Regions from separate parts of the Homo sapiens genome. Here region 1 is linked to region 2. Evidence: read pairs that join two places in POLR2A ChIA-PET (ENCODE). Cell type or tissue: MCF 10A. All regions are shown on one strand. Links, peaks and the distances in the headings refer to the core of each region. The heading gives the core; the rest is flanking DNA. Region 1 has its middle 40 kb from the start of TNRC6B. Region 2 overlaps TNRC6B (trinucleotide repeat containing adaptor 6B).

Evidence for each region. ChIA-PET counts read pairs that join two places held together with the same protein. Peaks named below come from ENCODE experiments on the same cell type or tissue, not always from the same donor. Only the 100,000 strongest peaks of a DNase experiment are listed, where the experiment ranks them.
Region 1: POLR2A ChIA-PET joins it to region 2 with 5 read pairs; 9 of 35 experiments call an interaction of 5 or more read pairs at or near these places.

Annotation. Positions count from the first base shown.
Region 1 is chr22:40,134,751-40,140,132 of GRCh38, reverse strand. It overlaps a transcript of TNRC6B not described here. Among named protein-coding and RNA genes, the nearest start is that of TNRC6B, 40 kb to the left of the region's middle. In MCF 10A, for the core only: no CTCF peak of the experiment used is centred there; no DNase peak of the experiment used is centred there.
Region 2 is chr22:40,193,761-40,199,142 of GRCh38, reverse strand. All of the region lies in intron 1 of TNRC6B (trinucleotide repeat containing adaptor 6B), which reads right to left. Among named protein-coding and RNA genes, the nearest start is that of TNRC6B, 19 kb to the right of the region's middle. RefSeq lists enhancers at 2,794-3,326, 3,327-3,861. In MCF 10A, for the core only: a CTCF peak has its summit at 5,085; a DNase peak (open chromatin) is centred at 2,332.

The sequences.
Region 1 (5,382 bases), core at 253-5,252, 59 kb after region 2:
AGACTTCACAATTGGAAACAAACTATCAGAAGACTAATGTAATTCAGTGAGGAAAAGGTGCTGGAGGAACTGGATAACCACATGGAAATGTATGAACCATGACCTCTATGTCACATACTATATACAAAACTTAATTTGAGGCGGATCACAGACCTAACTGTGGGGGCTAAAACGTTAAAGCTTTTGGATGACAATAACAAGTATTGGTGATGATGCAGACAAACTGGAACCCTCGTGCATTTCTGGTGAGAATATAAAATGGTGTAGTCACTTGAAAAACAGTTTGGCAGTTCCTCAAAAAGTTAAACCATATGACCCAGCAGTTCCACTCCTAGGTATATAACTAAGAGAAATGAAAATATATTCCACACAAAAACTTGTACACAAATGTTCAAAGCAGCATTAAAATGTTCATTTCATAATATTATTAATGTTCATAGCAGTCAAAAGGTGGGAATCATCCAAATATTCATCAACTGTTGAGTATATAAATAAAATGCAGGCCAGGCACAGTGGCTCGCGCCTGTAATCCCGGCACTTTGGGAGGCCAAGGCAGGAGGATCACCTGATGTCAGGAGTTCGAGACCAGCCTGGCCAACATGGTGAAACCCCATCTCTACTAAAAATGCAAAAATTAGCTGGGCATGGCAGCATGCGCCTGTAATCCCAGCTACTCAGGAGGGTGAGGCAGGAGAATCACTGGAACCCAGGAGGCAGATGCTGCAGTTAGCCAGGATCGCACCACTGCACTCCATCCAGCCTGGGCCATAGAGCAAGACTCCATCTCAAAAAAAAAAAAAAAAAAAATGCGTACACCCATGCAATAGGGTATTATTCAGCCATTCAAAGGACTGAGGCACTGATAATGTGCTTAACATGGATAGCCTTGAAAACATGATGCTAACTGAAAGAAGTCTCACATCACACAGAAGGAAAACATACTGTATGATTCTATTTATATGGAATGTTCAGAATAGGTGATTCTGTAGAGATGGAAAGATTAGTGGTTGCCTGTGCCTGGGAGGAAAGGGAATAGAGAGTGACTGCTAATGGATACAGTTTCTTTTTGGAGTAATGACAATGTTCTTAAATTAGATGGCAGTGATGGTGGTACAACTCTGTGAATACACTGAAAACCATTGAGCTGTATACTATAAATGGGTAAGTTTTATAGGATGTAAAGTATACCTTAATAAAGCTGCTGAAAAGGAAAAGGAAAGAACATCCAAGTTAATTCTTTTCTTTCCTTAATTTACCTTTATTTTTACTTTTTTTTAGTACTTTGAATTGCTGTTTGGGGTTTTGTTTGTTTTGGTACTTTGAGAGAGTGAATTCTTATCCATGCTCAGGTTGGACACAGTCTGAAATACTTCCTACAGTTCTATACTTGAGCCTTTTCTCATCTCCCAGCCCCATCTATTCCTATATGCTGAGAACTCCTAATACGTATCTTGATGTCCTCTCTCTCTACTGAGCTCTAAAATGCCTACTAATTTAGTTTTACCTGGGCTGCCTGCAGGTGCCTCAGTATTTCAAAATCCACACCCAGTTAAAAGTAACAGTAACAGGCCAGGCGTGGTGGCTCATGCCTGTAATCCCAGCACTTTGGGAGGCTAAGGCAGGCGGATCACCTGAGGTCAGGAATTCGAGACCAGTCTGGCCAACATAGCGAAACCCCGTCTCTACTAAAAATACAAAAACTAGCTGGGCATGGTGGTGTGTGCCTGTAATCCCAGCTACTCAAGAGGCTGAGGCAGGAGAATCTCCTGAGCCTGGGAGGCAGAGGTTGCAGTGAGCTGAGATCATACCACTACACAATAGTCTGAGCAACAGAGCGAGACTCCGTCTCAAAAAAATAACGATAACAGTAACAACAGCTACATCCAATACCTTGCTCTATCTCCTATTTCACATGGCATCATTTAACCCACTCTTTGCAGATTTGTGCTCTCCTCCCATCCTTCCTGTATGCTTCTCCTGTCAGTCCCCTCCTCTGCAGACCACTGTTACTGCCTTATTTCAAAAGCCTTCCTCAGTCTTCCTGAGGGGACTCCTAACTCTCCTAACTGGTTTCCGTGTCTCCATTTTACAGCCTGTTGGTAATCATTTCTCCACACTCCTGCCAGGTCATTCTTTTTTTTTTTTTTTTTGAGATACAGTCTAGCTTTGTTGTCCAGGCTGGAGTGTGGTGGTGTGATCTCGGCTCACTGCAACCTCTGCCTCCCAATTCAAGCGATTTTCCTGCCTCAGCCTCCCAAGTAGCTAGGATTACAGGCGCCTGCCACCATGCCCGGCTAATTTTTGTATTTTTAGTAGAGATGCGGTTTCACCATGTTGGCCAGGCTGGTCTGGAACTCCTGACCTCAAGTAATCCACCCGCCTCGGCCTCCCAAAGTGCTGGGATTATAGGTGTGGGCCACCAGGCCCGGCAGGTCCATCTTTCTAAAATATGCATCAGATCATCAGGTTTCTCCCCTGCTTAACATCCTTCAATAGTTCCCTATTGCCTGCAGGGGTTCTGCTTCTAACTCCATCTCCAGGGTCTCACAGACATCTCTCAATGCTCTAACCATCTCTTCTCCGGAGAAATGTGTGGCTCTGAATACGCACAAAGCACCCTCTCCCTTCTTAGGGATTCTTCTGTACCTATAGAAGTCTATAGTTCTATAAACTGACTTTTCCAGTAAGTTTATCTGACATAAGGAAACAGCTGATTACTCTGCCGTGTAACTTGTCCAGGATGGAGTATTGAACTACTATGGCCTCTGGAGTCAGACAGGCCTGGAGTTCAACCCAAATGATGTTGCTTACCAGCTACGTAAACAAATGGGGAAAGCACTTGCGCTGCATGTTTGCTTTTCCAATCTGCTCTCAGAATACCAAAATCCATGAAATCTTGTTATCACTTTTGCTAAAGCAGATCCAGCCTAAGGTAGAGATATCCTAAGCTCTGGAAAGCAAAAGACTTTATTAAACAATGGGTAAATCTTTTTTCTCTGCATCCCCTACCAAAACACAAACAAAACAAATTACCAAGTTCCTAAAATACTTCTGTGTAACACTTTTCTTGACTAAATGAGCACTTAATATTAAGAACAGATCTTGCAGTTCTTTGTCAATGAAACCAATTAAAACAGATCATTCAAATACTACTGTGTATTTTATGTCTAAGTTACCCTATTTAACTATCTTTAATGTTAAGCAAATCAACAGATGACTTTATTCTCTGTAGACAAAGACTACGTTTACTTGCTGCCTTTGATAATGATAATGTTATATTAATAGCTAAAATGTTAGCTTCCTGATTCAGTAAATATTTATTTGCAGTAATTAGTAGAAACACGTGGGTACTTAAATATATAGCTATAAATTTGAAACCCTAGAGCTTACTTTTATTGTTTTATTATAAATATTTAAATATACAGGCCAGGCATGGTGGCTCATGCCTGTAATCTCAACACTTTCGGAGGCTAAGGTGGGAGGATCTCTTGAGCCCAGGAGTTCAACACCAGCCTAGGCAACATAGTGAGACCATGTCTCTACAAAAAGAGTTAAAAAAAAAAAATTTAGCTCGGTGTGGTGGCATGCATCTATGGTCCCAGCTACACGGGAGGCTGAGGCAGGAGGATCCCTTGGAGCCCAAGAGGTTCAGGCTGCAATGAGCTGTGTTCAGGCTACTATACTCCAGCCTACGCGACAGAGCAACACTCTGCCTCAAAAAAAAAAGTATACACACACACACACACACACACACACACACAAGATAAACATACACAAAGGTACAGAGAATATGATCACAGACACCCAACGGCTCAGCTCTATAACAAATTTTACTATATCTGTTTTAGATTTCACTTAAAAAATGAACATTTCAAGTCTAGAGCTACAGAATCTCTACAACTAGTAAGCTAACACCAACTCATTTAGAATATCGACCTAAGTTACATTACATTTAAAGTGAGAAATGGCTACAGAGTTTAAGCATTCCAATCTATCTTTGTTAAGAACCATAAAGAAAGATTACATCAGGTCTGGAGACCGTGCCAGAAATGCCAGTCCTCGCCTCCCAATTCATTTGACCTTCTATGGGATCTACTTCCTCACCTACGGTTCTTGCTCTCCTAACTCCTGAGAACTCAGGACCCAATGGAAATCAGTCCACAGGCTGAAGTAGGCCTATTAAATCCTCTTTTCTTTTAGAGAAGCTGAATGTAAAGATACAGATATTCTAGTCTACCTACCCTCTCTACATCAACACCAGTTATCCTAACACAGCAAATCATAAAGTAAAATGTACATCTCATTTCCCTGCTTTAAAAGTCTGCTGCTTTGGTTGGCTGCAGTGGCTCACATCTGTAATCTCAGCACTTTGGGAGGCCGAGGCAGGAGGATCACTTGAGTCAGAAGTTTGAGACCAGCCTGGCCAACATAGTGAGACCCAGTCTCTACAGAAAAAGTAAGAAAAACTAGCCAGGCATGGTGGCACACCTGTAGTCTCAGCTATTCCGGAGGCTGAGGTGGGAAGATCACTTGAGCCCATTAAATTCAAGGTTTCAGCAAGCCATCATCACATCACTGCTCTACAGCTTGGGCAAAAGAGCAAGAACATGTTTCTATTAAACAAAAAAAAATTTGCTACTTCAAGGTGTCAATAAGGTTGCTAAAATAAAAATAAAATAAAATAAATTTGTTTAATCTGTGGTCTATTCTTGAAACTCTTCAGCCTAAGATAATCTGGGCTCTGCCATGCCCCCGTCTCCCTGGCACCCAACACTCTAGTCGCTGTATGGTGGATGAAAGATGATCTCATATTTAAGGTCAGTCTTCCCACTGAAAGGTGGGGTCTGTTTCTCCTCCCCTTGAGTCTGGGATGGTCCTGTGACTTGCTTTAATTCAACAGACTGGGGAAGAAGCAAAGCTGGGTGACTTCTAAGGCTGGGCTTAAGGTGTCTGCAGCTCCTGCACAGTTGGAATGCTCCCTCCTGAATCCCTGCCACCATGCTGTGAGAAACCCAAGGCATGCAGAGGTCATATGGAGGAGAACCTTGGGTCAACAGCCTCAAGTTGGTCTCCTAGCTGACAGCCAATACCAACTGCCAGCCATGTGAGTGGGCCCTTTCAGGCATTTCTGGCCAATTGGGCCTCCAGATGACTGTAACTCCAGCCAATACCACTTTGGAAGAGAAGAACTGCCCTAGTGAGCCCAGGAAAACACAGAATTATGAGAAATAAAATGCTGTCTTGGTAATGGAGTCTTAAAAATATATGAAAACTTTATTTTTTAGAACAGGTTTAGATTTACAGAAAAATTAGGAAGATAGTCCATTTATCCGGATGCAGTTTCTGCTGTTAGTAACATGTTACCTTAGTATATCTGTCACA
Region 2 (5,382 bases), core at 153-5,152:
CACTTCTTAAATTTTGAAATAAACTCAGATTTGGCCAGTGGGAACCGCTTCAAACTGACTCTGGGTCCTTTTGGCATGTTTTCATCACTCTTTGAAGACTTCTTTGCTTTCTAACCCAAGATGTTCCAGGCTCATGTTAAACATTCCTGCTCCAATCCTATAATCAGCCATTTCTCCAAGCAGCTGGGGTTCCTTTTAGTGGAAAATGGGATATAGAAGCCAAGATCTAGAAACCTGATACACTCACTGCTATTGGAATACTGCTGTTCCCAGGCACCCTCCCCCTCTACTACCAACAGAACTAGGAAACAGATGTGCGTATGTATGTGCACACACATATGCATATAAATACACATGCATGCATGCCTTTTGCAAAGATTTTATTGCTATTTTTATCGGTCCTTATTAAAATCCAGGCATTCACACCAATACTTCTGATTCCGATCTAGCATCACAGGGTTAATTCTAGCTGTCTCCTTTCCAATATCTGTAATGTTCTTCAACAGTGAGAGCTGCTGGGGGCCATTATCCTGAACATACTTATTTCATCAATCCTCCTATATTCAACCAATCAATACAGGAAGGGCATCCCAGAAGCAATGGATGCCCTTCTCACCTCTCCTGGGCTCTGACACAGCACACCAGACCCTCCCTCCTCATCCTACTCAGGCTCTGATACCCCTGGCCAGGCCAACACCTTGCTGAGCCCACTTAATAGCCTCTAGGACTGAACTGTTCAGGAAGGAAAAGAGAGAGAAAAGAAGAATGCTTTTAAAATTAAAAAGAATTAATGTAAAAATGTATTTTTTAAAGAATATCTGTTAAGTTAGAACTTGTAATAATTCAGACGGCCAAACTAAAATTCAACTTTGCATCATCTATGAAGAACAGGTTTGCTAAGTAAATTAATAGTGTAAACAAGCTTGTAACCCAGATATTTAACCTACTTAAGAAAACTAATTGTTTTCAAGCACTTTAAAATCACTGGGCATGTACTTGCCTTTAATTATTGTCTAATTACAAATGACTTCTATTTTCTTCGTTATAGCTTTGATAAGCCTTCTGATTATGCTTTAAGAATTACAACTTAAACTCAATACAGTTTAGATCCTTTAAAAATGTCTTTATTAATCAATTGGTTTTTCAATTAATCACCTGAAGTAAACTTTTTAACCATTCAGTGATTTTTCTTTTTTAGTTAATCTGTCATGTTGCTTAAAAAGAAAAAATGGGCCAGGCATGGTGGCTCATGTTTGTAATCCCAGCGCTTTGGGAGGCTGAGGTGGGAGAATCACTTGAGCCCAGGAGTTCAAGACCAGCCTGAGCAGCACAGGGAGACCCTGTCTCTGTTAAAAGAAGTTTTTTTTAATTAGCCAGGCACGGTGGCTCATGCCTGTAGTCCCAATTACTTGCGTGGCTGAGACAGGAGGATCTCAGCTTGAGCCCAGAAGGTCGAGGCTGCACTGAACTATGAATCGCACCACTGCACTCCAACCTGGGCAACAGAACAAGACTTGTCTCAAAAAAAAAAAAAAAGAAAAAGAAAAACGCCTTTCGGCTGGGTGCGGTGGCTCATGCTTGTAATCTCAGCACTTTGGGAGGCCGAGGGGGGTAGATCATGAGGTCAGGAGTTTGAGAACAGCCTGGCCAACATAGTGAAACCCCGTCTCTACTAAAAATACAAAAAATCAGCCTGGGTGTGGTAGCAGGCACCTGTAATCCCAGCTACTTGGGAGGCTGAAAAGCAGGAGAATCGCTTGAACCCGGGAGGTGGAGGTTGCAGTGAGCTGAGATCAAGCCATGTGCTGCGCTCCAGCGAGGGGCAACAGTGTGAGACTCTGTCTCAAAAAAAAACAAGAAAAACACCTTTCAGCAGCCAGCCAGGGATGCTCCCAAAGACCTCCTATTCTGCACACGATCAGCACAGTCTCATTCTCCTGTTGTTTATCATGAATGCAGTGCTGAGGACACCATAAAGCCAGCAAGCTGTTCCCGTCATCTGCATCCATATTTTAAGACACTCCACTTTATAATACAGGGATTCAACCAATCAATTAGCAAATCACTCTGCACTGTGTTTAAGGCAGCTTGGGAAGAGAAGAAAATTTTGGTGGAGTTACAGCACCCAGTTCCTCCACCTCCTCATGTGTACATGGCTGCAGCCTGGTCACTGAGCTGTCAGCACTCCTTTTTTCTTATGAAGATAAAACCATCCTCCACATCAGGTTGTTGGGAGGACTAAATGAGGTAATGGAAGTGTGTGCAGCATAATAGGCACTTAATGAATCAGTTCATGTCCCTTCCCCCCGACCAGAGCCTTATGGAAAAACTCAGCATGACTCAGAGCAATGTTTTAAAATTTGGTTACACAGAACCTCAGAGAGAAGCTACTGCAGAGTACAGGTCATAACTGCGAGCCTGAACCACATCTGCCCTATCACTGCCCCGACCCAAACAAAGGGAAACCAGAAAAAAACATCAGCAAGAGTTCCAGAAAAAAACATCAGCAAGAGTTCCATAATCTAAAAATGAGCAACCAACTCATCCCTGCCTCAGGAGAATAGAAATATTCTAGGAGAAAGAAATGAACAAATAAGCTGTTTTTTCTACCCTGACTTCCAAATAAAGGTGCCAACAAGTCCTAGAGACTCCAACGAGGCCCAGTTTTAGGGTCCTGGACCACTGAGGCACTCATTTATTCAGTGGTGGGTTATCTGGTTTTTACCTCTAGATCTATTAAGTACCAGTAACTATTAGGATTTAACATGTGATAGAAGAAGATCACATTATTAAAAATCCATTAGAAAGCCCCACCTCTACAAAAAAATTAGCCAGGCATGGTGGTGGAGCCTGTAGCCCCAGCTACTCTGGTAGCTGAGATGGAAGGACTGCTTGAGCCCGGTAGGTTGAGGCTGAGATTGTGACATTGCACTCCAACAGACTGAGACCCTGTCTCAAAAAAAGAAAAAAATCCATTAGAGGTAAGCAATTTTTAAAATCAAAGGTGTTAACAATATGATGCACTATGGGCCAACCTAGCAGTGTATTAAAAAGAAAAAAAAAAAAGGCTGGACGCGGTGGCTCACACCTGTAATCCCAGGACTTTGGGAGGCTGAGGCAGACGGATCACGAGGTCAGGAGATTGAGACCATACTGGCTAACACGGTGAAACCCCGTCTACTAAAAATACAAACAAACAAAAAAAATTAGCTGGGCGTGGTGGCGGGCGCCTGTAGTCCCAGCTGCTGGGGAGGCTGAGGCAGGAGAATGGTGTGAACCTGGGAGGTGGAGCTTGCAGTGAGCTGATATTGCGCCACTGCACTCCAGCCTGGGCGACAGAGCGAGACTCCGTCTCAAAAAACAAAACAAAACAAAACAAAACAAAATAAAGCTGAGGATGGTGGCTCATGCCTATAATCCCAGCACCTTGGGAGGCAAAGGCAGGAGGATTGCCTGAGGTCAGCAGTTTGAGACCAGCCTGGGCAACATATCAAGGCCCCGTCTCTACAGAAAAATTTAGCCAGGTGTGGTGGTGTGCACCTGTAGTCCTAACTACTTGGGAGGCTAACCCAGGAGTATTGTTTGGCTCCAGTTTGAGGCTGTAGTGAGCTAAGATCGTGCCATTGCACTCCAGCCTGGGTGACAGAGCAAAGCCCTGTCTCTAATAAATTAAAAAAAAGAGAAGACGACAAAGGCAAAAAAGCTAGTCCCTAATAGTGAATCAAGCAGAGCTGGAAAGGTCCCAGCAGGTTAGACATTTCAAACACGTGGCCTCAAAAGAAAACACTGGGATCAGGAATTAATCTAAGAATTATCAGTAAATAATGCCAGATGATCTATTTGCTCTATATTTTCAATATCTGAAATATCTAAACTTCCTTGGCATGTAAGATGATGTGGTTTTGGTGTGTTGTTTCTTTTAAAACCATTATAATTTGTTTACATCCAAGAAAATATAGTGGCAATCCTTCCAAATTGCCTCAAGAGCAAAGCCAGACATTTAAAAAATGCAAACAAAAAAGGTACCATGAACATACATTGTTGTCTCTGCAAATAATTCTTCTTCACACAGAAGGATAAAGCTGTCTGCATGTGTCATTTGCAAAGCCTCTGCGCTTCCAAAAGGCCTCCAAGCAAAATTTAAAGGAGGGCTCCCAGCAAAATTTAAAGCAGGTCTCCCCTGGGTTTACAAAGGGCCTAGACCCTGAGTGATACATCACAGGACTCAGACGTCCTCCCCAAACCACTGCAGATGCACCAGTGTTCTGTAGCAGGAAACACCAGTTCGCCTCCTTTTAGGGACCACAGTGCCTAAAAGTCTCCCCCTCCCCTTCCCCAAGCTGGTGGAGGGACCAGCCACTCTGGCTTTTCTTCTCTATTGGTGGGGGGAGGACAAGTAAACACAGAAGCTGCTACAGCTCAGAGAATTCACAGGCTGATTGCATTTAAAGCCTTTCCCAATTGTGAGATGTTAGGCATCTTTGTTTCCTATTAAAGGACATTCAAGCATGTGCAAAGCAGGTGGGGAAAACTAAGAGTTCTGTATCAAGGACACTGCTACCTGAAATACAGATATTTCTTCTAAAAGGGAGGAGACAGTTCACAGCCCCCTTCCACACCACGCCAAATATTTCTTCTGGAAGGAAAGCTGGCCCAGCAACTTCAGGAAGCTACTGCAATGCTACCTGGCCTGGGAGAAGTATTTTGTCTGGTTTCTTCCTAGGGCAGAATACCATAATGCCCAAGCACAGAAGCTCAGCAGCCGAGGCCATCGGGGTCACTTCCTACCTGTGTAGCCTCGGGCAACACAGTCTCTCCGCACCAGCTCACAGGGTCTTCATGAAGATGAAATGAGTTAGCACAGGTAAAGCACACAGGAATGCTCTGCCCGGGGTTTACCCCAGGAAGTGCTATCTTAAGCCCTTCCAAGATGTAAATTCCCACCTCCTCCAACCCAGACTCCTTCTTCTTTTCCTTTTCTTCAGACCATTTGCCTGCCCCTGGTTCTTTTATTCTCAACCTAACACGCACTGTCATGCATATTCACCAGCATTCTCCAAAGACCTTGCCCCCTGGTTATCCCACACTACCTTTCTAAGCCTATCCTCACGCAACCTCAGACAAACCCCAACCCCAACTAACTGTGTTCTTCACCTTCCCTTGCTGGGGAAAAAAAACCCCTGCACAGCCACAGATCACTGCAATTACATATAACGCATCTCCTCTCTCAGTGAAGCTCTTAGGGCTGGCAGCCGGTTCTCTTTGCAGTCTTTCTTTTTTTTTTGGAGGGTGGGTGGCGCTGTTCCACATGTTTTATCTTACTTCAAGTTCTTTTTCCCACTCAGACTTCACCTCCTATTCCTACTTTACAGAAACAGTGAA